Regions from separate parts of the Mus musculus genome. Here region 2 is linked to region 1. The links are chromatin loops, found by intact Hi-C in ENCODE. Cell type or tissue: heart. All regions are shown on one strand. Links, peaks and the distances in the headings refer to the core of each region. The heading gives the core; the rest is flanking DNA. Region 1 overlaps Matn2 (matrilin 2). Region 2 overlaps Matn2 (matrilin 2).

The links. Hi-C counts contacts between places; a loop is a spot of excess contacts. Peaks named below come from ENCODE experiments on the same cell type or tissue, not always from the same donor. Only the 100,000 strongest peaks of a DNase experiment are listed, where the experiment ranks them.
Region 2: it touches region 1 in a loop (2.4-fold over the local background); 4 of 42 quality-filtered maps call a loop at or near these places.

The regions. Positions count from the first base shown.
Region 1 is chr15:34,413,130-34,426,027 of GRCm38, reverse strand. Matn2 (matrilin 2) reads right to left here. Exons shown (of 19, transcript NM_001358780.1): 11 at 3,564-3,686; 12 at 2,212-2,334. Among named protein-coding and RNA genes, the nearest start is that of Rpl30, 24 kb to the left of the region's middle. In heart, for the core only: no CTCF peak of the experiment used is centred there; DNase peaks (open chromatin) are centred at 4,887 and 5,917.
Region 2 is chr15:34,324,751-34,337,648 of GRCm38, reverse strand. All of the region lies in intron 2 of Matn2 (matrilin 2), which reads right to left. Among named protein-coding and RNA genes, the nearest start is that of Matn2, 25 kb to the right of the region's middle. In heart, for the core only: a CTCF peak has its summit at 6,500; a DNase peak (open chromatin) is centred at 2,348.

The DNA of each region.
Region 1 (12,898 bases), core at 2,550-10,549:
TGCCAAAATAGGCTGAGGTCAAGGGGCAGTTCCCGTCAGAGCTCTTTTGACCCTACTGGACCTGGTGGATTTGCCATTTGATTTTAGAATGGCTATATAGGTGTTAGCTTCATATTTCTTAGTAGCGATCCCAGATACCCCATGCTGGTTGTATAATGAGCATTTCTCATGGGTTAGGTAATTTGAGCTTTTTGAAGTAGTTAATGACCCTTTAATCCTAACAACACCCTTGGGGCGTGGCTAGGTACATACAGAGAATAAATAAAGCTATGGATGCCATGTATCTGACTGAGTTGTACAAGGTTGTCTGGCCAGAGGATTGCCCAGTTGGGGCACATTTCCCTGAGTCTTCACTTTCTGATTGTATGACACCCCTGAGCCTCTGTCTACCCTTTAAAAGGAGAAACCTTACATGAAATTATAATCTGTAACTAGAGATACCACTAGGAAGGTGGAAACTGTGGGATTTAATTTAGGGATAAAATTGTAAGGCTAGAAATATTGCCTCGTATCCACCTGTTCAAGGTATTGACTGATAAATATGTTAAATGAATAGAAAAATTGGCTCATCCAGACATGTGGACAGGACCAAAGCATGAGCTCTATGAAAGAAGGACTGCAGTGTTCAGCTAGAAGGTCAGATGGTGCAGGAAGGCTGGCAGAGGCCAGCCAGGGCCCCAATGCACTCATTCACATCAGAGCCTCTCTCTAGACACAAGCCCTGCTCCCAGAGAAGAATGGTGCCAATAGTTCTCTACTCAGCTTTGCTGACATGTGCAATGCCCCATGCTCTCAAGGAGTCTGTGAGGAAACTGCCACAAAGCAACCTCAAAACAAAATGAACTTGCTGTGTTTAACCAAGAAAGGACCATTCTATCCACTACAGTAGAGTCAGAAAACCATATAGATATTATCAACCCCCACCCCTTAAAGAGAACTATCATCTAGAAAGGGAAGAAAGTCTATACCTATATTCAAATCCCCACTTGACTGAGCTGCTCTTTCTTGAGTAGCATAACTGCTAATTTTATGTAAACTTTAACTGGTGATGGTGCCCGCTTTTTGGGTTGTTTTTTTGTTTTTGTTTTTGTTTTTGTTTTTGTTTTTTTGTCAAGCACAGGTCTAGAAGTTTCTGTACCTTGTACGTGAGGCTAACATTTAAATCAGCAGATTCTGAGTAAAGCCGACTGCCTTCCCAAGTGTGTGTGGGCCTCATCTAGTCACATGAAGGCCTTCAGAGCAGGCAAAGAGACGTCCTCCTCACGAGCCCTCACAATTTCATGAGCCAATTCCTTAAAGTCAATTTCTCTTTCTTTTCTCCCCCTTTCTTCCTTTATCTACAACATGTATGTACGTGTTCCTCTGCCACATAAACGCTGTTATCCACTTTTCTGGAGAATCCTAGCATGCGTATATGTGACTATCTGTGGGCACTCATGTTTGTGCTTGTGGGGGTCAGAAGTCAATGTCTTCCTCAGTCACTATCCACTTTATTTTTTGAGACAAGGTCTCTCTCTGAGGCTGTAGCTCACCAAATCAACTAAATTGGCTGGCCAGCAAGTGTCTGGGATTCTCTGGTATTTGCCTCCCCACACTGAGGTGATAGGTGTACTCTACCATGCTTTCTTTTACACAGCACTGGGGATGGACCTTGGGTCCTCATGCCTACACAGCAAGCTCTTTACCAACTGAGCCATCTCTGAGATCCCTCCGGAGCTTTCTAATGAAACTCTGCTTGAGAAACCTGGTCTAGGGAAGCAAATGGTAAGTCTTCTTTTGTTGTTAGTTTGGGTTTCTTTCCCCTCTCAAAACCCCACAGAACCTCCCTCCGGCCCTTCTCCTACCTTACATATATGGTCTGCCAAGAAGAAAAAGAGCTGAAATTATCTTTTTGGCCCTGGTAGTCAATTGCTACCAATGATTCTAGATTTTCCCATCAGCTTGCTAGGCACTAAATTAGGCCCTGTACAGCTACCCAACCACCATGCAAGTGCTGGGAGGAAACAGAACAGAAGCCTGACAACTTAGGACTGCCACTGAGAAATTCCTGAAGAGCCCAGAGTCAGCTCACTTGATCCCTTGGAAACACCTTCAGAGCACCCACAGGTGGGATGTGAGTTTGTAACGTGGTTACGAATTCTACAGAGGTAGAATGTGAGGATCCAGTGAAGAGCTGTGCCCAGTTCCATATGCAGACCTTGAGCTACTTACTCCTGCAGCGCTTCCCATCCTCAGCCAGCCTGAACCCCTCCAGACACTTGCAGACGTATGATTCGCCACTGTTCACACAAAGGTGCTCACATCCATGGTTAACATCCTGGCAGACATCTTTCCCTGAGGAGAGTACGGTGATTAAAACAACTGCATCAACAAAAAGTCTACGTGGACTCCCCCTGGAAGATCCATTCATCTTGGGCTCTGGACTGCTCCTTGAGTAGGAAGGTGAAGCTGGATGAAGTCTGGTGGCTCTGGATTGACTTCCGTCTTCAAACATTCCCACTGCCATAGCCACCTCCACTCTCCAGCACCAACTTCAGTGTCTCAGGATGCAATCCAGCCCCAGCGGTCTGCAGGCATAGCTTCTGGTGTCACGAGAAGGTGTTGTTGGTAAGGTTACATAGGGGAAAGCTTGGTTTTAAATTGCTAGCACTGGGAGCTGATCTTACCTTTGTCAGTGGCATAATCTACTATTTAGGAAAATCACGAAACCTCTTAGAAACTTAGCTTTCCCGTCTGAAATGAGAGTAACGACTCCAGGTACTCATCTTTCCTTCACAGCTCTTTGGGAAGAGTTTTGAGAAGTCAGAGAAGAGGACTGACAAAGATCCATTCGCCCAGTCGTGCACACTGCGCTTTGATTGTTATTGTTGTCGTTGGAGTTTTAGGGACAGAACCCAGAGCCTTATGTATGCTTGGCAAGTGCTCTAACCACGAAGCTACATCCTTAGTCCATTTATTTACTTATATTTTTACTTACGTGTCTGTGTATGGATATGTGTACATGCATGTAGTTGCCTGCAAAAGCCAGGAGAGGGGGTCAGATCCCCTGGAGCTGGAGTTACAGGAGCCTGTAAGCTGCCTGATATGGATGCTAGGAACTGAATTCATATCCTCTGGAAGGACCCAAGTATTCTTAATCACTAAGCCATCTCTCCAGCACTCTAAGTAGCTAGGAGGATAGGAGTACACCACCAGCTCACCAGGCCTAGCTTAGTGTGTTGCTGTCATTGAGAGAGGGTGTCACTATGTAAGGAAGCCTAGAACTTGCTGTGTAGACCAGACAGGGCTTGAATGCACAGAGATCCACCTACCTCTGTGTCCTGAGTAATGGGAAGCAAAGCAAGTACCACTACACCTGGCTTGACAAATTATTATTTAGTAAAACCTATAATTATACGTAGTTACTTCATTATTACATAGCACCCCTCTTCTGTTTCAGGATCCCACCAAGGACCCTGCATGACATTTGATTGTGTGGTATTAGCTGTTGAGAGTAGTTGGCTCACATTAAGCCTGCAGTGTGAATTAGGCATGGCTGTATGAATTAGCTCTAGTAAACTTACTTCTGCAGGTCTTCCCATCGTCACGAAGAATGTACCCCTCAAAGCACTGACACACGAAAGAGTCTTCACTGCTTACACATGAATGTTCACAACCATGGTCCCCCAAAGCACAAGAGTCCAGTTCTGGTTAGAATTACAAAAATGGAAGAAAATTATTCATAGATAAATGAATGGTGACCTATTCATTTCTAAAAGACATTCCAGACATCTTAAATGAAAACGGTGTCTTTTCTCACAGAGTTCATTTCAGGATAGAAAGTGTCTATGAGCAAAAATTTCCTAATATATAAAAAGGACATACATAAAGCAAAACATACAGCTCCAGGGGGAAAGAAAACAGAAAAAGACAGTTTCCAAAGGGAGATGTAAATAGCTAAGACTAAAAGAGAATAAGTCTAACACCAACTTTCCTGTGGATCTACATATGCACGTAGAACACTTGACCTATTCATTCGTTTATTCAAAGGCAGCAAAGCTTTTTGTTGTTTTTTTTCAAGTTAGGCTACCACCATGTAGCCCAGGTTGGCCTTGAACTCATGATCTTACGCTTTAGCCTGAGCACTAAGGTAAGCTTCAACACACCTAGATAATCAGCAAATGTGTTGTGAGTTCTTGCTGTGGGCCAGACATTGACTAGACACTAAGGACAGAACAACCAATATATATATAACCATATATATATATATATATATATATATATATATATATATATGGTCAAAGGGGCCAAGTGGGTTGGAGTTTGACACCTTATAGTGTCTGCTAAGGAGCAGAGCCCTGGAGATGGAGAGGAGGTGAGTAGTGCTGGTGTCTGAGGAAGTGTCTGGATGAGAAGGATGACTAGATGCACGATGAAGATGCCAAGAACATGTTCGCCATGTTTCAGGAAAGGCAAAGAGCCCAGCAGGGTGGGGGTAGGCAGGACACAACATGAGGGCACATAGGCAGGACATGTCTGAGGGAGAAGGGCAGTCATAGAATGTTTTGAGCAGGAGAATCCCCTAGCCTGGCTGTGTTGTGAAAGCACAGAAAGCTGTGAATGCAGGGAAGGAACACAGGAAACAGATATAGCCTACTGCAGTGATCCTGCTGGCCCAGAACACAGTGGATCATGTGGTCAGACTGCCTATGTTCCGATGGTAGAGCCTATAAGATTTGCCGGTAGATTGATGTTAGAGCACAGATCTTCTAGCTGTCTTTCTCCCCCTTCCAGAAATCAGGCCGCACCTCCCTGAAGCCTGTCTTCCTGGGAGTTCTCTCTTCCCTCTTGCAGCTGTGAGCAAGCCTAGACCACAGTCAGTGCCAGGCAGATCACATGGTATGGATCTGGCCACCTCCACTGACAACGCCGGATCAGGATGGCCTTCGTTCTTTAGAATCCAGGACTCTTTCTCACTAGCTTCTTTACTCTGGTGTGGCTGTGCCTGCTACTGGTCTCCCATGTCACGGCCTGATCGCAGCTGCTCATGATCATGAAGATCTCTCCTAGTAAAGTTCATCTGAAGGACAATTTTGTGTCAACTTCTGTCCTTTCCAACACTTGAAATGAAGAGTCCACCGTCACATGGTTAGGACAAGAGTCAGAGATAACTCTGAGATCACCACACTGAGCTCCTGAATGTAGCATATTATTTTATAGGGCTGGGTGGCAGTGACATTTTAAATAATTAATTAATTAATTAATTAATTAATTAATTTAGTGCATGAGTGCTCTGCTGCATTTTATTTGTTTGTTTGTTTTATTTTCGAGTGCTCTCTGCTGCATGTAACCTGCATGTCAGAAGAGGGCATCAGACCTCATTACAGATGGTTGTGAGTCACCATGTGGTTTCTGGGAATTGAACTCAGGACCCCTGAAAGAGCAGCCAGTGTTCTTAACTGTTGAGTTATCTCTTCAGCTCCATCGGGGAACAGTAAGAGTTTATGAGAACCATACAGTTAACTGAAAGCTAACTAAGCCTTTTAGACAGTGAACAGGATTTCAACAGTGGGTGTGCACCAAAGTGGAAAAGGGGCTTGGCAGGGGTTACAACAGGAAGAACCCATCAACTTTGTTTTTGTTAAGCATCATTGCAACATTTTTTAGACAAGGGAAGTCCTCAGAAATATATCCTGTAGGCTAGTTAAGGGATCCAATATTATTCTCATTTACTAGCAAGAGAAATTAAAGTCGAGGAAGGCTTATTACAGCTCGCCAAGACCACTTGCTAATAAATGGAGGAACCAGATTAAAAATTTTTTGATAATGAATTCCATAACTTTTCCCAACTACACAGCATCACCATCTGCTAAGCTTTCAGACACAAAGGGAATTTTGCCTTTCTTTGGGCAGGAACACTGCCAGAATGTTTGAGCAATGGGGAAATGATGTAGGCTGGACATTTAACTGCAGAGGAGATTCTAAGCAGAGGTTGGTGCTCCGGTTTGCTCTGGGTGTGACTCACTTCTCTGGACACATTCTGGACTCATTATTAATGCAGAATAATTCCCTGTGGCTGGGTAGTTCCTCACAGAGTTAAAAGTACCACTAAGTGGCACACAGCACAGACAGCTTGTTGGCACAGAGGGGAAATTTCCTTTTTCATGCATTTATAAGAATACTCCATTTTCCAAGGTAATAAAATAGCAAAAGTGCTCAGGCCAATATCACCAAGCCCTAATCCAAAGTGGACTTTCTGATCACACTCTTCTGCCTGGGACTTCCTAAACCCAGTCCTGTAGTCTTGAAGACTACAGGGTTTTCCTCAATGGAGATACAGGCGACTGAGCTCAAGTTTCCCAAGCCCATGTCTGTCAGATGGCACTGCTTTTCTTTATCAGAGGTCAGGACAGCCAGGGAGAAGCCCTGTGCCCATAGGCTCGTGTTCTTATACTTGGCTATATGGCGGCAGCCTCCAGCCCAGCTCCTCAGTTCTCTTGGAACTGTTACAATGTACATGCTTTAAAGTAAGTAAGAGTTTATAAGCTTTTCTTTTCATCCCTTCAGGGTATCTGATCCAGAACAGGATGGGTGATGCTCAGTCAGTCATAGGAGACGTCTACAGATGACTGCTAAAGGGAAAACACATACAGCTTCCAAAGTCAACTGTACTAAAGGGCACACATGTCTATGAAAGTTACAGAATGCACTCAGCAACTTCATGTAGGGATTCCCTTCTGCAGATACCCTTGCACTATGTAAAGGGATGTGCTTTCAAGTTACTGACTACATTACTGTTTGTAGAGGTGAAAAGTGAGAGTCAACCAAAGTGTCCAGAAACGGGACTGACCAAATGCAATGGAACATTACACAGCTTTACATATCTTTATGTATAGGAACTTCCCTATGTAATTGTGGTGATTTGAAAAAGAATGTCCCCTACAGGCTTACAGATTTGAATGCTTAGATACCAGGAGTGGTATTGTTCGAAACATAGGAGGTATGGCTTTGTTGGAGGAAGTGTGTCACTTGGAGGTGTGTTTTGAGGATTCAAAAGTCCAAGGTAAGGCCAGAGTCAGTCAGTCAGTCTGTCTGTCTGTCTCTGTCTATCTGTCTCTTTTTCTTTCTATCTCTGGGTCAGTGTGTCAGTGTGTCACTCTCAGCTACTGTTCCAGCACCTATGTGCATGCTGTGATGATAACAAAGGATTAAACCTTTGAAAGTGTAAGCCAGACCCCAATTAAATGCTTTCTTTTATAAGAGCTGCCTTGGTCATGTTGTCCCTTCATAGCAATAGAAAAGTGACTAAAACAGTCGTCAGAGTAATTACTGTAAGCAGCCTGACTACTGCTTGATGGCAGAATGTAGACTTTAGGACTCTGAATTAGGAAAGCAGTTGAATGTTTTGGCAGGGGCCTAACTAATGGTGGTGCTGGGAGCAGTGTAGATTATGACAGCTGGGTTTGACGAAAAGAAGAGTAGTAAGTGGGTTAGAGACATTCTTGTGATATTGTGGTAAGGAGTGTGGCTGCTTTTTGCCCTCATCCTAAAAATCTATCTGAGGCTAAATTGAAGAGTTTTGTTATGGTGTCAGCAGAGATTTCAAGACAGGCTAGTATTGACTGTGTCATGTAGTTGTTAGTAACCACTTTTATGCAGATCTATGTGAAAAAGAGTAAGCTAGGCAGAGAAAAATGCAAAATGTACAGCTTGAGGATAAAAGGAGCACCAAAAAGTATAATGGAGTTCACTGCACAACGAGATAAAAAGTTTAAAGAAGAGCCTGATGCTAAATGAGAGTGGTGACCTCAGGGCAAGACCCTATGCGCTACACTCCCAATTTTTGAATAGTAATGAAGGAAGGCTTCTGTGTGATGGAAGCTGCCAACAGCAGAAAGGTGATGCAAATGTAACTGAAGGAGGGGGTGAGGCCCAGCTCTAGCAAGCAGCAGAATTAGCAGCTTTAGTTACAAGATTCTGCTATAGTGGCAAGGATACATGAAAGGGGTTGTGGACACTCCCTTCTCAGCAAAAGAAAAGTCCCTGCACGAGGCCCAGAGATGTCATTGTGTGAAGCTGGACTGTGCTGGAAACTCCAGTATGTTGGAGATGCTGGAATTGTGAGATACCTGTCAAGAAAAGCTGCAGATGAGATGTGGATCCAGGCCAAGACAGAGAAACATGAAAGAAGTTGGGGATCCTAGCTGTTAGACATGGGGGTGCAGAGGAGCTTGCCCAGCTGGTTTTCAGTCTTGCATTGGTCCAGTATTGCCTCGCCATGCTCCCTTTCCTTACTTCTGGAATGCTAATGTACACCCCATGTCATTGGATGCTCAAAGTATGTGATCTGTTTCTTATTTTGATTTTATATTTTTCCACATTTAAAATTTTCCTTTAATTGTATATTTTCCATAGATATGGTATTTCTCAAAATTATGTACCACATTAATTTTCTTTTTTAATTTTAAACAAAATTTTTATTAGATATTTTCTTCATTTACATTTCAAATGCTATCACGAAAGTCCCCTATACCCTCCCCCCAACTGTAACTCTTAAGAGAGTGCCTTGAGTCTCAGAAGAGATTTTGAACATTGGACTTTTAAACAGTTTTGAAACTGTGATAGACGATGGAAACTTTTGAAGTTGGCCTGAATGCATTTTATGTAAGGAGAGTTTCTAATAGAAAGGTCTTGTTCCCCAAGTGGTTCTTGATTGGCCAGTAAAGAAAGCTGGGTTGAAATCTGAACTAAACAGTACCCCTCAGAGCTTGTGTTTCTAGTTGACTATGTAGCAGAGTTTTACCTAGTAGGCCATCAATGGGAGGAGAAGCCGTTGGTCTTGTGAAGATCATATGCCCCAGTACAGGAGAATGCTAGGGCCAGGAATCGGGAGTGGGTGGGTTGGGGAGCAGGGTCGGGGGAGGGCATAGGGGACTTTTGGGATAGCATTTGAAATGTAAATGAAGAAAATATCTAATAAAAAAATAAATAAAATAAAAAAACTGTTAAAAAAAAGAGAGTTGCATGATTTTGTAGAAAACAAATGATTTGGAACAAATTTTTAAAAAATGTACAGTAAAAAAAAGAGAAAAAAAAAAGAAAGCTGGGTTGAAGGTATAGGTGGTACTTTGAGGAAAAAGGAGGCACAGGAAAGAGAGAGGGCTTTCTGCCATGCTTTGGAGAAAGAAGAATGTAGCAATCATGTGAGGTCTTGGGGAAAGCTGGGGCTTGTGGCCTCCACTACAGGTGGGTGGCCAAGGATGTTTGACAGGGGCCAGATGGGACTAGCCATTAAGTTTAGGGCAGGTGGAGAGACAGAGATAATAAATTGATAAGGACATGCTTTTCCAGGAGGGAGATATCTGTTCCAAGAAGGCAAATTGTAAAGTAACAAACTGTGTCTGTGTCTTTTATCCGAGGATTCAGGGAAGCTGAGAAAGAGCTGGTAGCATGATTACCTCCTGGAACCAAAGGTGGGCAAAGCAAAAGGGAAGACAGGAGGGGCTGGTAGCTTGGCTGATCCTGGGCAAAGGCAGTAGCAAATTTAAAACTACATGAAACAGTTTTGTACTATGACATGGCTATAGGCCTATGGGGGCCAGGAAGTGGAATCTGGTAGTTTGAAAAAGAATATTCCTCATAGGCTCTTATATATGAAAGCTTAGTGATCAAGGAGTGATACCATTTGAAAGGATTAGAAGGATTGGAATGTATGGTCTTGTTAGAGGAAGTGTATCACTGGTGCTAAGATTTGAGGTTTCAAAGGTCCCGTGACTCCCAACACTCTCTACCTAGAATTTTCATTGAGAATGTCCACCAGATCCTATGATGTGGACTTTATTACTGCAGGGCTCCCCACTCCCGGGCTCCCCACCTTTCCTCTAAGGTAGCCTTATAGAACACTTCTCACTTCTCACACTGCCCACTTTCTGCATGCAGAGGGTGTGTGAGGTCACAGGAATTCCAAGGACCATATGCCATAAGAGACAGAATGCTAAGTGTGCTCTGAACTCATTTCCTGCTCAGGGAGGCTAGTCCTACCTGCCCACCCACTCTGGAAGGCATCTTGGCCTCAGCTTCTCTCAGGGCCGATGATACTCTGCTATGGGAATGTACTTGAGTGTGTCCTTTAAGTCACCATCTCTAACTTGCCACCGGCCTGCAGAAATAGTGTACACTCCAGGCAGGACTGTACTTGTTTAGCAAGCATTTGTGGAACAATGACCTATGCCCACTTCTATCCATATTTAGAGGCTAAAACAGGCCTTGGAAGTATGCTGGTCCAACCCCACTTTAGAGATGAGGAAACTGATGGCCAGTGAGCAGAAGTGACTGTCTCAAGGCTCCTTAAACTGAAGAGGTGACTTGTCTTAGCTGTACTGAACCCAGTAGTTCACAGATTCATCCCCTCTGTGTTTCCCTCCCAACTCTATGGGGCTAGCCAGTCTGGTAAGATTCTTGGAAGACAAATTAATAGTTGGCTCAAGGTAAGCTCCAGAAAGTTTCCTGTCACCCTGTGCTACAGGTGACAGGTCCCACCTGCTCCTGTGACTCCCTCTGGCATTGACCTCCCTCTGGCCCATCTGGACCATGCACCTGCACTGCTGCTGTCCACCTGTGTCAGGGAAGCTCGTGGGTTGTACCTGTGGCTGGCTCCCCTGATTGAGTGTCTAGCATCAAATTTAACATCTTTCCTGAGACCTGGGACTCCCTACTCCATGCTCTTGTGGCCGTTCTGCCCACATCCCGGTGGCTACCATGCAGACTGACTGACACATCTTAAGTACTTCTTCCAGAGGAACCCTAACCACTGCTGGGGAAGAAACTGAATTAGGTCAGTCCCAGGGACCACCAGCACCTCGTGCACTACAGGCAGACACGGGAGAGGAGATGGGCCAAGGAACATGTGCTGAAGCAGATATTAAGACTCTGCCCAGACAAGAAGATGAACCAGACTCAGTTACCAATCAATGCTAAAGCAGAACAGGGTAGAAGCTTTAAGAAGTCCCAGGAAGCAGGACAAAAACATCTCCCACTCAAAGACATGCCTTCCCCTTCATTTAACTAAGGCCTCACTGTGAACAGGCTCTGCCCTCTGTGACCAGGATGACTCAAGGCTGAGCCGCATAGCTAGGTTGTTGAGGTACATGTATATTGACACAAACTGTGCTTCCCACATCTAAGTTATAAACCAGGCGGTGTGTGTGGGGTGGGAGTTTCAGGAATTGTGGGGTAGTGTGTCCAGTGTAGTCAGACTGTCAACAATGACAGATAGTGACTCTGGTCTGGTTTTGAACTCCACATACAATGTAATTGAAATGCAACTGACCTTAGGAGGAGATGGTCATAGGGGTAGTTTGCCAAGAAGGTGCCTGACCAAGGTCAACAGCTGGCATGATGGTTTCAGTGGGGGCAGCTGACCTGTTGGTGCCCCTGTAGAAGCTTTTTCTTAAACTAAGAAGCATCCATATATCACCACTCTAGTCATCACCATCACCACCATTACCACCACCACCACCATCATCATCATCATCATTATTACCATCACCACTATCACCGTCACTATCCTCCTCCTCCTCTTCATCATCATCATCATCATCAAGGGTATATGATGTGATGGGGAGCTGATGTGCTATCGTGCAATCTAGAGGTCAGAGAACAACTTTCTGGAGTCAGTTCTCTCCTATCTTTATGTGCACTCTCAGGCTTAAACAGCTCACCAGGCTGCCGAGGCAGGCACTTTACTGAGTCATCTTGACAGTCCAGGACTAGTGTTTTTATTTAAAAAGACACCAAAGAGCTCATTCATTCACTCCCTGTCTCTCCATCTCTCTTCCTTCATGAGTGGACACGCCATTGGTGGGGGAAAGCCTTCACCAGAGCATTACCATGCTAGCGCCCTGCATTCAGACATCTAGCCTCTAGTACTATGAGAAAGACATTTCTGTGGTTAGAAAACAATATGCAGTCTGTGGTATTTTGCCATGGCTTTCAGAGCAGACTTAGACAACTAGGCTTGGGGTGGGACAGGGGCAGGCCATTGAGGCTGAAGAGGTTTTTCATGTTAGCCTGTGATAGATGGACTGGGAGTATGGCCAGTTGGATCCCAGAAGCTTCAAGGCTCTGGCTCCTGTACAAGCAGTGTCCTCCACAGCTGGAAAGAAGGGCTTCTCTCAGGACAGTGTGTGAATCCTGAGCTTGCTAACTTCTGGAGGAGGGTATCTCTCTCTGGCCTGCAAGGAGAGTGTGCCCGGGCCTGTCCCTGAGCGAGAGGTCTCCAGACAGCAATACAGGGGTCTCTTTGGGTCTCTTGGTGAACAACAGGCTAAAGCTGAGGAGTGAGACCTTAACTAACAGGGGAGCCATATGGTTTAAGGTCCACTACACATTTTAAAACATGTCTCTGAATATATGTTTCTGTACATGGGGCTGACTCTGGTGATAGACTGGGTTTCTGTACGCAAGGTGGGAGGGGCTAGCTGAAGCATAGGTGGGAGGGGCTAGCTGAAGCATAGGTGGGAGGGGCTAGCTGAAGCATAGGTGGGAGGGGCTAGCTGAAGCATAGGTGGAACAGGGGCTCTCCCACACTGCTAGTCAAGGATTGTTAGTGATCCCCCCCCACCCCCGGGAGGCAATAGGGATTCATTACAGGTGACAGGGTGGAGTGGAGTTAAAGGAGACCTAGATGGTCTCTGTTCACTGCTAACCCATTCATCTCACTTTGCTAGACTGGGCCCTGGGAACACCAGGTAAGACCTGGCCTCTGACTCTGACTCAACTCCCAAGGTCTTGAAGACTGCGGGCTGAGCACTCCATTTGTACTGTGCCTGTGGAGTCTTGTTTGGCACGGTGCTGATTTGTGCAAGTTGCATTTAAGGGAAAGGCATTCTAGTGAGGGAAAGAGGCCCCTGAGCTGTGG
Region 2 (12,898 bases), core at 1,729-9,728, 88 kb after region 1:
AAGGGCGAAGGAGACATCAAGATCAATGGACACAAAGTGAAGATAAGACCTCAGCATTATCGAAGTGTAAGTATGAGCCTGGTAGTGCAGTTACAGGATGGAGATAAGAGACGCTAATGGCTGAGCTCAGGATAATAATGTGTGAATATGGAGCTCACTAATTTCATGGCCAGAGTAATGCTGGGCACAGGAATGGTGAGCAAACAGTTACAACTGCTCTTGTTAATAGAGTTAACCAGTGGGACATGATTTAAAATGTGACTAGAACACTGGAGAGAAACAGAGAAAAAAAGGACCTCAAAAGATTTTTCTTTTTTTTCTTCCTTCCTTCCTTCCTTCCTTCCTTCCTTCCTTCCTTCCTTCCTTCCTTCCTTTCTTTTCTTTCCTTTCTTTCTTTCTTCCTTTCTTTCTTTCTTTCTTTCTTTCTTTCTTTCTTTCTTTCTTTCTTTCTTTCTTTCTTTCTTTCTTTCTTTCTTTCTCTCATTTTTGTTTTTTTCAAGACAGGGTTTCCCTGTGTAGCCCTGGCTATCCTGGAACTCACTTTGTAGACCAGGCTGGCCTTGAACTCAGAGATCCGCCTGCCTCTGCTTCCCAAGTGCTGGGATTAAAGGCATGTGCCACCACTGCCCGGCAAAAGATTTTCTATGGGACACAAGAGAGGTGGGCAGTGCCTAGAGCAAAGACCACAATGCAAATGATGCTGTGATAGTCCCCGCCCATGGGACAGCACATGCCAAGTGAGATTCTGTCCCCATGTGCCTCAAGACTGTGATTGACTTGCAGGGCTTACAGATGGCAAAGAGGATACATCAGGAATAATTTGTCTCATCTTTGGCTCTTGTCCCCAGTGTCACTTGACCTGTAATTCCCACATATTTAGGCACTTTAATAGAGTGCCTGGACCCTGGCCAGGCCTGGAAGGCCTGTAATCAACTCTTGTTTCTCCAACTCCCTTGCTAATCAGCAGCCAGCTGCTGCATTACCTCACATTAGACACTGTACAAAGCTGATGAGCAATGGCTTTCTCTGGCTCCATCACTTCCATTCACATCTTCCAAAAGTACTGCTGGAAAGAGACTGAACCCTGACTCAGGGTCTCAGGACAACACCCTCCGCTGCTTACTGGGCTCAGGACATCTCTTGGACTCATTGACAAAGCCTTTTGTCCTCTGTAATACTTTCTAAGTACTTCTCCAAAGTCAAGGGGAAAAACAGCTCTTGTGGTCTCTCTAGGCTCATTGTTGGGAGGAAACATGAGGTCATGAGGTATTTCTAGAATAATGAGTCAAAACTAATATGATGAAACCTAAGAGAAGTTAGTGTTGCACACTTTACATGGGGTTCAAATATCAAGTTATGAATCCCAAGGAGAGGGACTTCCAGATTGACATCTGGTTACAGATTAAAATTGGGACCAGAATGGCAGGTAAATCTATACCACAGCCTCAATTTACAGCCCCAGTTCCTTGGCTTTAATGTCAAATTTTAGCTATAGTATTCTCATCAACACCACACGTCAACATTTCCCAACCAGTGTTGCCAGCGCATCATTAGACTCCTCCTAATATTAGTATTTTAACTATCTCATCTACGGCCCTCCTGGCCTCTCCTAACTCAAGGGACCTTAGTCTTCTCTTCATATCAGAACTTCTCATGAATGAGTATCTGGGTACATTTTGATCTGAGTCAAAAAAGTTGGTCTGACAGCTATAAAGTGCCCAGGACAATGAAGCCTCAGGGAGTGGTTACCAATGCAACCATCCCAAGGTCACTGACAATAAAGTCATTATGGTTGTACCATCCCAGGGTCACTAGCAACAAGGTCACTAACTTTTGCAGGAGGCTCTCTTCACGAGCTTCCACTCTGCTATTGATGCTCTAAGCCATGGGGTCTCTTGTTTTTACACTTCTCCCAGTGTACCTCCATTGATGTAAATGACCCTCTTTCATATCCCATGTTTACCTCTACTAAAATCCTCTCTCTATGTTTTATGTATAAAGCTATTTAGCTACATGCACCATCTTCTATGAATCCTGGGACTCAGCAAAGTGCCACATAGTTGGATGCTCTTATCTGAATCTTTGCTTATTCTCTTTGGTGTGCATAAGTACGTGTAAGGAGTGGAAAGGAAGCAAAAAAAGAAGTATAGGCAGTCCTCCATGAGCTTGGATGGATGGAAAAGCTGATCTGGAGGTTCAGTGAGCCAGCCATGACAGAGATCCCTAGTGGTCTGGTGATGTCAGAAACACTTGGCAAATGTATTAAAAATGCTGAGTCCTGAAGTTAATGAGTCAGATCCTGTACAGGCGAGGAATCAGCACTCGTTCCAGGTGGTTCTTGGGCACAAGCCTGAGAACTCGGTCTCTAGAGACATGTGGTCATGAGAGGCCATTTGCCAAGTGCCTAGAAGAGGGGATTGCAGCAGAGTACTCCATGCCTGTGTCTCCATTACCAGGAGAAGTCTTAGAAATATGGTGACACTGTATCCTGGATTCCCTCATGTCTCCTGGTGCAAATATCGTTCCATTGCTGAATCATGTATGTGACTGCTATGCCATAGTCTCCAGTTTGATTCAGACAGTAAAGAAGGTAGACCCACTACTACACAGGAAGGAATGTGAGAAGGAAGGGAGGGCAGATGAGACTTAGAGGTTCTCTAGCAAGTCCATGGACGTGGGGTTGATAGGAAATGGTGGAAAGAAATTGAAAACCTATCTACTCTTTGCATTTACAACCACTGTTTCACTGCAGTAGGTAACCTAGCATGTAGTTTCCTTTCAACAGAAAAATGTCCCACAGAAAAGGTACCTTACCCTCCTAGTCAGCAGATAGCACACTAACTGGTACCTGAGACTGGGAGGAGAATTAGACAATAAAATAGAACCAATGTCACAAGATTTACCTGCTGTGCATCCCAGGGTAAGTAGTGACACATGCTGTGTAGTATCATCCCATAAACACGATGTTTGCTGGCCCAGAAGCCCCACAAATCAGACTACACTTTGACATACAGTGGACTGCAATTGCATGACAGCCTAGTTCAGATGTGTACATAGAAGGTGGCGAACTGAAGGCATCAAAGGCAAAAGTGAGTGCCTGGTGCTGTAGGGACGTTGGCATCCTAAGACATGCCAGGTAGTTGGATGCACTTATCTGAGTTTAAGGAGACTCAAAGTGCTCACTGATACAAGTAAGCATACCAGTGACCATAGAGCAAGGCAGAGTGTGATGAGCTACTGTCCAAGCCCCATCATATGTGCTTTACCAGAAGATCCTATGCTGATCACAGTCTCCAGAGAACTGACATCTGACTGAAAGACTCAGAGAGTATTCCATGAACCCAGTGCAACTACAAGCCACACAATCTCTAGTCCTGGTCCACCACTGAAAATGAAAGTCACATCATACATCAAGACGAGACAATGCTCATGGTTCATGGCCATCCCTCCATAGCCCAAGTGGAATGCCTGGTAAAAATAAAAAGAACATGACTGAAGAAAGGGAAAATATAATAGCTTGGCTCCCCTTTCTGCCAGACATTCAAATTTTCTTCTCTTTGTGCAGAGCATGCAGCTGATACCATTGAACTTACTTAGATCATAGCTTCCCCCAGGAATACCCAACACACTGTCTGAATAGCCTGTATGTTCTTTTTAATACATACCAATGGAACCCAAGTCCAAAGCTGAAGACTTGGGATTGTCCAGCTTGCTCTGTGTGCACTTTAACCCAGAAAGAAATGTACAGAAGGACAAATGTATTGGGAGAAACCCCTTATGGGTGAGTTCTTTTCAACCTGCAGACACATATAGGCTGCGTCCTTGCAAAAATATACTTGTTTCTTTTTCTGTTATTTTACAAAGATTTTAATGAGTTGTCAGTCATCTTTGCATAGCAATACTGCTTAATAAGTAGAGTCACTGGCAAGGGGCCCCCTGATGGATCCTAGTTGACACCAGCTCAAATGTCAGTTGTTCCCATTGCTGTTATAAATTCCTTCAGGAACACAGCTCTCTAAGGCCCTCAGGGAGCATGCACCAAGGAGCCAGAAAAAGGGAAAGGAAAAAAAAATGCCACATCACACCAGTCTCCTCTGGTAAGTATTATAGGAGTTGAAAGGCGGCACCACTTGAACTTCAACAACTGTGGCTTCCAGAGCCCTGGATGGGTTTCTTTACAAGGGAGCCAAAGAAAAGGCTGCCCTAGTTTAGCCCTGGAGAAATATTTTCCAATGAACTGAAATTTCCTTGCAAGGTAAAGCAGTTTGCTCCAACCTCACTAAGAAATGCTCAACAAGTCCTCTCAGAGTTTGCTGCACAAACTTTCCTGTAATTGATAGAGTATAAACAAACACATACATACTCGGTGGCTTTAGATCCTTTTAAAAAATAGGAGCTGACAGAATAAAAACAGAAAAAAAAAACAACTTAGTATTATTCTCAAACACTCTGAGCAGTTTTTTCCTTTTTTCTTAAATTGAGAAATAGTACTATCTTCCATTAGAGTCCACAGATCTGCATGTTCATGTACACATACATACATAAACACACACACAAAAACACATTTTCTAATATAAAACTATGTGCCAAGCACTTCCTGGGAAACAAGCTATGTGACTTCTGCTCTCTATAGAGCATCATATAACATAACTAGTTGTCTAAAGCCTACTTTAGACACTGGCCTATAGGGGCACTCAAACGTAAGAATTTGAGCAGTAGCCTCTTCTGCTCTCTAAGAGTTCAGCAAATGGAAGCCAGGAGCAGGGCAGAGAGACCTGTGAACAGTAATGCAGAATAGCTAAGATCTTCAAGCCAGGAGGAGAAGGAGGCCCTATATGTTCAGCTGCATGGCATGGGGTCCTGGTGTCTTTTCCCCAGAGTAAAGATGAGTTGTATGACAGGGTACCTATCTCTGAACACTGGACCAGCAAGAGAGACACTTTCAACTGTACAAACACAGGTACTCTTGTACCAGGTTCTAAAGACACCATATAACAGTCTCACCAAGATGAATCACAGAGAAGGCATATTTGGGAGGTTTTTAAAAAGCATGAATCACAAGTTTATGATATGATAGACTGAGTTAGGCCTGGGATTGAGTAGACAGGTTAGGGCAGTTATGAGTGCAGGCTCAAAGCCAGACCAGAGTGTACTACCCAGGTATACAAGGAACCGAAAGTGGGTGGTAAGGCTGGATCCTAAAGAGGCAGGATGACAGAGCTGTCTGGGGTCACATATAGTCACTAATAAGGAGCTGAAATGGAGTTATAGAAAAGTTTGTGTGGTGTGTGTATGTGTGGTGTATGTGGTGTGTGTGTGTGTGTTTGTGTGTGTGTGTTTATCCTCCCTTCAGATACACACTTAGCCCAGACTTCATGCCTGGTCCAACCCAGTCTCACCATGCCTGTCCCCAACCTGTGTGGTCCTTTAAGGTCCTCAACAAGGTCTCAGGTTTAAATTCTCAGCTCCCTATTGATAAGCCTAAAACAAAAACCCAGAGAAACTATTTTAAATTCCTGATGTTAGGAGTTGCATATCTGCCACAAGAATAAGTCTACCTTGCTTAGGTAATTGAAGGAGAAACTTCAGGTTGACTGTGAGGGCTTCTCAACTTATCCTATACCTAGTTCCAAATTTCAAAAGCAATATTGATTGAACATCAACTCATAAATACCATCTCTCCCCAAGTCTTCAAATACTACAGAAGTTTAAAGGGAAAAACTACAATTACCAGAGTCCACTGCAGCTAGAGTTTGGGATAAGAATGAGCTAAACTATTAGACACAGACGGTTACAAAGGATGAGACATAGAGGCTAGCTCTGCTAACACTGTAGAAGACAGTGCACTACAGCAACAAACTTGGTGTTCCAGTGTCGGCACACCAGCATCCCTGTAGATTACAGTGACAGTAGTATGGCTCACCAGAATCCTGGTGGATTGTGGTGACAGTATCCAGAGCGATGTGTATTAGTGTAGTGAACTGCACACCCCTTCCTCCTACTATCGTGCAAGCGCCCAGCTTCCTATAGTGAATCTCTTTCTGCTTGTTACCTAGTACAATCTGCTTTCTCAATAGTTACCTCTCTGCTTAATGCCTTGTCTGTCCTCAGGATATTCCAAGTGGAGGCTCCAATTTGTTGAGGCAGAACAATCCAACCAAGCACACTCAGTACTCCTGAGAACAGTTCACTTCTCCAGGCTTTGTGGAAACTGACTGTCTTCACTTCCTTCTGGTCACCTAGCACTTCTGAATACCCATCCCTCTACCCCTCTCTACAGTGACTCCCTGGCTGGCTGTTCGTAACTTGTTTGAAAACTTGTCCTCTTTCCACTTTGGTACAACGCTTTGTTTCCTCCACTCCTACTTAACTTGGCTTCAGTTTCAACTCCCTCAACACATGGGGACAGTAATTATTCAAAAGGAAAACTATTGGGCAAGCAATTTGTTTCCTTGCTGCTCATAGCAGTTTAGCAAATGCTCTGTCTCCATCTGCTGCCTTCAACTACTTTGAGATTGCCACCCAATGTTAGGGTTGCCATGGAAGCCAGAAATAACATGCTGGGAATCTGCACCACACAGATTTGGTGCTTTTGGTTTTACAAAAAGCCTTTCTTATAGTTGATCATTAACTTGAGGTCTGATTATAATAAGTAAGATAGCAAGCTGATGAACTGAAATAGCATTTCTTCAAGCCCAGGATCATCAAGCACTTGGGACATAAACATTTTAAAACTAAAAGGGGCACTTTAAAGGCTAGATTCGACCTTTTTATTTTTCCAGTGAAGAACCCCATGCTGTGTTGAGGCTTCTGGCTCCTAGTCTGCCCCTGTCTCCAAACCATGCTTCTCCACCAGGGACAAGAACATTCGTCTCTGTGGTCTTCAGTTTTCTTTTCTACAAGTTTCAGACAATAAGATGAGGACTAAATGAGAGAATGTGTATTGAGGACGGTACTGCATACAGAGGGTGAATCTTGATAACTTGCTATTGTTTTTAGTATTCTCACCTAGGAGCACATTAAGATCTGTGGTAGTGATGTATGGAAGAGGCAGGCACCCTGAAAGTCCAGAGACCTGCATGCTTCACCTAGTGAGAGGACACTAACCACATATATTTACTCTATCATTTTCTATTCCTTTCCTGGGAAATAAGTGTTGGAATAAATGGTATGTCTTCCCAGCTCTAGTTTGCTACAGTTTAAAAAAAAAAAAGTAAAAACTGTTCTTTGGCCCTCTATTCATGGTTCTAGCCACATCTATGCTAGCTAATATTTATGGGGTAATGATTATAGACCAACAGAATGTGCTAGCTTGGTATTCCTTACATAGTCTCCATTTCAGATGGGAAGCTATAACTCTGAGAGGTCCAGGACCACACAGATAGTAAATGGTGGTTGAGAACTCAAATGTATCTGACTTGAGTTCCTATGATTGTACTGGAAAAGCAAACACGCACACACACAAACACACACACAAACATACATACACACACACACACACACACACACACACACACACACAACTGTACAAGAACATTATCTGTTGAACCTTATATACGTCCATGTTGCCCAGTTGTAACTGCAGAGTGTATCCTGAGATATAGGTCGTTCAACAACCTAGTAATGTTCAAAGAAAACTTTGGGATTGCCAAAAAAATAAAACAATGCTGAGTTCCCCCATTACGCTGCAGAGATTTTCCACCTCTACCATTAGCCCTCACCTGGACTGCATATTTACCCCCCTGGGCAGAGCTTGCCTGTGTCCTCTTCATCCTAACCTTGATCACACAGCTAGGCTGATCCTTTAAAAGCCAAGTGAAAGTCTGTCATTCCTTTGAACTACTCATCCCTTCTTATGACAAAGGCTCCATAACTTGATGCAAAACATGGGAACTTCGTCACTAATGAATGGGTTTATGCCATTAGGAACACTAGGCCCTCAATGAGTATTAGGCATCAGGATAGAGAAGGGACACATAAAACCTAGAGGCTGGATATGTTATGCCCAGTTCACTGGACCTGGCAGAACTTTATTCACGGGAGCATTTGGAAAGGATATAACCTAGAAGGGATCATGGGACTATAATGGGGCTTTTGTGGCTTTGCAGAAATATGAAACATCATGTTTATGAGTTAGAAAGGTTCACTAGACCCAAATGTCTCAGGCTGTCATGTAAATCAGATTCTTAAAGTGCTAATACAATCCATCCCAGGAATGAGTGGGGCAGCTGGGCAGTGATGGCATATGCCTTTGATCCCAGCCCTCGGGAGGCAGAGGCAAAAGAAGGCAGATTCTGTGAGTTCAAGGCCAGCCTAGTGTACAGGGGTGTTTCAGGATAGCCAAGGCTACACAGAGAAACCCTGTCTCAAAAAACAGAGAGAGAGAGAGAGAGAGAGAGAGAGAGAGAGAGAGAGAGAGAGAGCAAAAAATACCCAACAACAACAAAAAGTGCCTCCCTCCTATCACCAAAAGTAGGGTTAAGTAGTAGGTTGGTCAAAAGCAAATGTGGCAAGATCTATATGGATCCAGAAGTCCTGGGATAGAGGAAATGACCAGTGTTTGTGGGTTTCTGGAAGGGTTTAAAACCTACGTAAAACTTCAGTGGAAGTCTTAAAGGATAAAACAGTACAGGTAGAAAAGACAAAGCTTGTCCCAGGTGGTATCCTCCAGGATAACTGTGTACACTTTTTCCCTGCAAAAAGTACACTGAGATTGTTCACTCAACTCTGGGCCCTTTTAGCATCCAGATGTGGCTGATGGAAAGACAGCAGAAATGTTCTGGCTCCAGCATGTAAGACTGGAGAGGTTAGCTCAAGCCATGGGAATAACAGGCAAGAGCACAGCCCCTCTCCCTCTTGCCCCTAAGGAGAACCAAAAGCACATACCCACACTGTCTAGCCGGTCAAGTTGGGTGGTGTGTGGCAGCTCTTCAGCAATGCCAAGACACGGGCATAGGGCAGCTCATGGAGAATGGCTGAGTGTTACAGAGTTAGATGAGGGTGTGCTGGATCTGCAGCCCTGTGCCCAACACTGCTCTTCTGAGGAGACAATTGAGGTGAGGGACGGGATCCTTGTTAACATTTTGTAGTATCCTCCTAGCCATGAAATCCCCAAACCATTTGGCACTTATTTGGGATGGGTTGTGAAGGCCCCTCAGAGGTCCTGCCCACTGTGGTAGAAAGGCTTTTATATATTGTACAATGTTATCTATAATTATATAACTATATAATATTTATCTTTAATTACATATTATATACTTATATATAATATAATGTTAACCCTTGAGCATTTTACAGATGGTTAAAGGCATGTAGAAGAACAACAAGAACAGCAGTCAAAAGACTTAAACAGATTTTCTATGGATAGGAAAAAAAAAATAAAGTCCAGAAGCTATAATTTTATTGAATATCCCAGTGCCAAGGTGGGTTAGCTCTCTGTGAGTTATTGGCAGGAAGGTCCAAGGTCTTCATAAACCATAAGGTCTATAGCAGCTGCTGTTGGTTATAAGCTAGAACTAGATGTTAAGACCCTACTTGTTGCCAAAAACCGTACCTACTTTGGCTGTAGGACATAAAAAAATAAAACTAGAACTGAGCTTGAAATCCTCTATTGTTGAGTAGCTTTTGTAGTGCCTGTAGGCTGAGGGGAGAGAGTCATAAGTCCTGCTTGATTATGAAAAATACGTGCTGCCATATCAACATGTAAGGGAAATGTGCCTGCTGGTGGAATAATGACATGGCTGTCAGGGATGCAGATTGAATTTAAGGTCCATTCCACAGGAGGAACTTGGGTTAAGAAGCTGGAAAGATGACTCAGCAGTTAAGAGCACTGGCTGCTCTTCCAGAGGTCATGAATTCAATTCTCAGTAACCACATGATGGCTCACAACCATCTGTAATTAGATCTGATGCCTTCTTCTGGTAGTATGTCAGCAATAGTGTGCTCATGTACATAAATAAATAAATCTCTTTAAAAATTCTTAACGTAGGGCTGAAGAGATGGCTCAGCGGTTAAGAGCACTGACTGTTCTTCCGAAGGTCCTGAGTTCAGATCCCAGCAACCACATGGTGGCTCACAACCATCCATATTGAGATCTGATGCCCTCTTCTGGTGTGTCTGAAAACAGCTATAGTATATTTACATATAATAAATAAATCTTTTAAAAAATTCTTAATGTAGAATACTGTTTCTTCTAAATAAAATGACATCATCAAGGAGTGGTTTCTGGTTTCATCTGACCATCTTGAGTGCTTAAACATCTATGGTGTTTTGAATGAGAAAGGCCTTGATATTTAAATACTTGGTCCCCAGTTGGTGGAACTGTTTGGGAAGTATTAGGAGGTGTGGCCTTGTTGGAGGAGGTGTATCACTGGGGGTGGGCTTTGAGATTTCAAAGACTCCCACATTCCCAGTTAGATCTCTATGTCTCCTACCTGGGGATAAATAAACCCCCAGCTCTTCCTGCCACTATGCTTTTGACCCACCATCATGAACTCTAGCCCAATTAAAAGCTTGATTGTCTAACAGTGTAGGTAATAGTGTTTTGTCACAGCAATAGAAAAGCAATGAAGATGATATCTCAGGTCATGATTTTCTTATCTATAAATTAGGCATCATTATAAAATCTTACTCTCAAGGACTTGATGAGGTCAAGAGAGACAAGACAAAACAATAAGTACTCTAAATTGTAAAGCTCTCCCATAAATGACAGGAGTGATAAGAACAAAAGAGTCAACAGCAGCTTCTCTTCCCAGAGTCACACCCATGGCCCAGGTCACAATGTTTCTTCGGATTTTATGAAAAGCTTTATGATCCATGGAAAGAAAACACTGGATCCTTTCTTTGTTGTGGCACCTATTAAAATATAGCTTAGAGCGATAAACTGAGATTGTCAGAAAATGCCTGAACATGCCTTCTGCCTAGACAGCACACATGTGGCCCCTCCTTTTCCAGAAGGATGGACCAACCTAAATCAAGGTCTCACAGGGCTAGGGACTCCCGCATCCCACAGGGTCTGTAGCATCCCAGGAAACTCAGAGTTCCTTGGTGTGAGTTAGCTAACAACTACAGACAATCCTATAGGCAGCCCCCATATCTGGCCCCAAGTACACTGGACCCTCCATCACTGAAAGCCTACTGTTCCAAGAAGGCAGATGATCCTCCACCTCTCTGGGGTGTAGGCTCACACTATGGGCTCAGCAGTGGCCCAGCTGTGGCACTTCTGAGAAGCTGGAGTCATTAGGTGGGCCAAAGGGTCAAGAGAGTTGTAAGATAAGAAATTGTGTTTGTTGAAGCTCTGTCATCAAGGCCAAATCTTACAGGGAAACCAAGGCTCATATATATATATATATATATATATATATATATATATATATATATATATATATATATATAAAACACAAGCCTATCCTGAGGTCTCAATGTTTCTCCAGAATTTTCTGCTAAAAGTTTTATGATCTCTGAAAACAAAAAAAATGGGCATGTTTTGTTAAAGGACACTGTGTCACTTCTTAAACTGTGGCTCAATGTTGGGAAGTGCAATTTACACCAATAAACTTGACCATGTAGATAAGTGGAGCAGCTTTTAAGGAAACCAATTACCAGAGGAGACCAAAAAATAAGTAACAAAAGCCAAATTAATGAATAGCTTTCAAGGAAATTCAATAAGTTGTCAAGAAAATCTCTGTCCTGGCTGGTATTGTGTGTCAACTTGACATAAGCTAAAGTCATCAGAGAGGAAAAAGCCTCTCTGGGTGGTGGGTGGTGGGTGGTGGTATCCTTAGGTTGGTGGTGCTAAGATCTACAAGAAAGCAAGCTGAACAAGCCATGGGGAGCAAACCAGTAAACAGCACCCCTCCATGGCCTCTGCATCAGCCCCTGCCTCCAGGATCTTTGGGTTTCTGTCCTGACTTCCTTTGGTGATGAACAACAATGAAGAAGTATAAACTAAATAAACCCCTTCCTCGCCAACTTGCTTTTGGGGCAAGGTGTTTCATGGCAGCAGTAGAAATCCTAATCAAGACATCTATTCCCACTAGGCAGTGGTGGTGCACACCAATAATCCCAGTCCTCGGAAAGCAGAGGCAGGCAGATCTCTGAATTTGAGGCCAGCCTGATCTACAGAGTGAGTTTCAGGACAGCCAGGGATACATGGAGAAACCCTGTCTTAAAACAAACAAACAAAACAAAAACAAAAACAAAAACAAAATACAACCCAAAATGTCTTTTACTGATCCTGTGAAATTCCCCAAATTCTTAACTCTTAGCACTTGAGGCTTTAGAATTTGACCAAATTGTAAAGCAAAACACAGCGAGTTGGTTGTGACCTTGGCATGACCTGCAGCATTCTTGACATCCAGAACAATGCTTGCACAGTATAGGGTCCCAGTATTTTTGTTGAATGAATGAAAAGCCAGGCAAATCAATGAAAGAAACAAGCAAAGTGTATGAGACCTAGGTGATTTATAGTATGCCTAATATGCTATGTAAGATAAATGGATTTCCTCATCTTGAAGACAAAAAGCTGATTAGAAGAGTGGAAATACTGCTTCATTTAGAAGCTGGGACAGTCACAGAACACCAGGGTCCACCAGACATCTCCAACACATGGCTTACATGTCAAGGATAACTTATGAGTGCAGCTCAATGAAAAATAGCAAGAGTTGCCTATATAAAGGAGAGGAGGAAAGAGGGAGGGAGGGAGAGAGAGAGAGAGAGAGAGAGAGAGAGAGAGAGAGAGAGAGAGAGAGAGAGAGAGACAATTGTGTAGTTCTCAAGCCTGAACTCTGGAGAGTGTATCATGATACAGTGACAAACGGAGAGTACACCTGATTCTAGATGCACTCAGGTGAGCAGCACACCCCCACCGGTCTCTAAGATGCAAGGATTTTCCATTTCT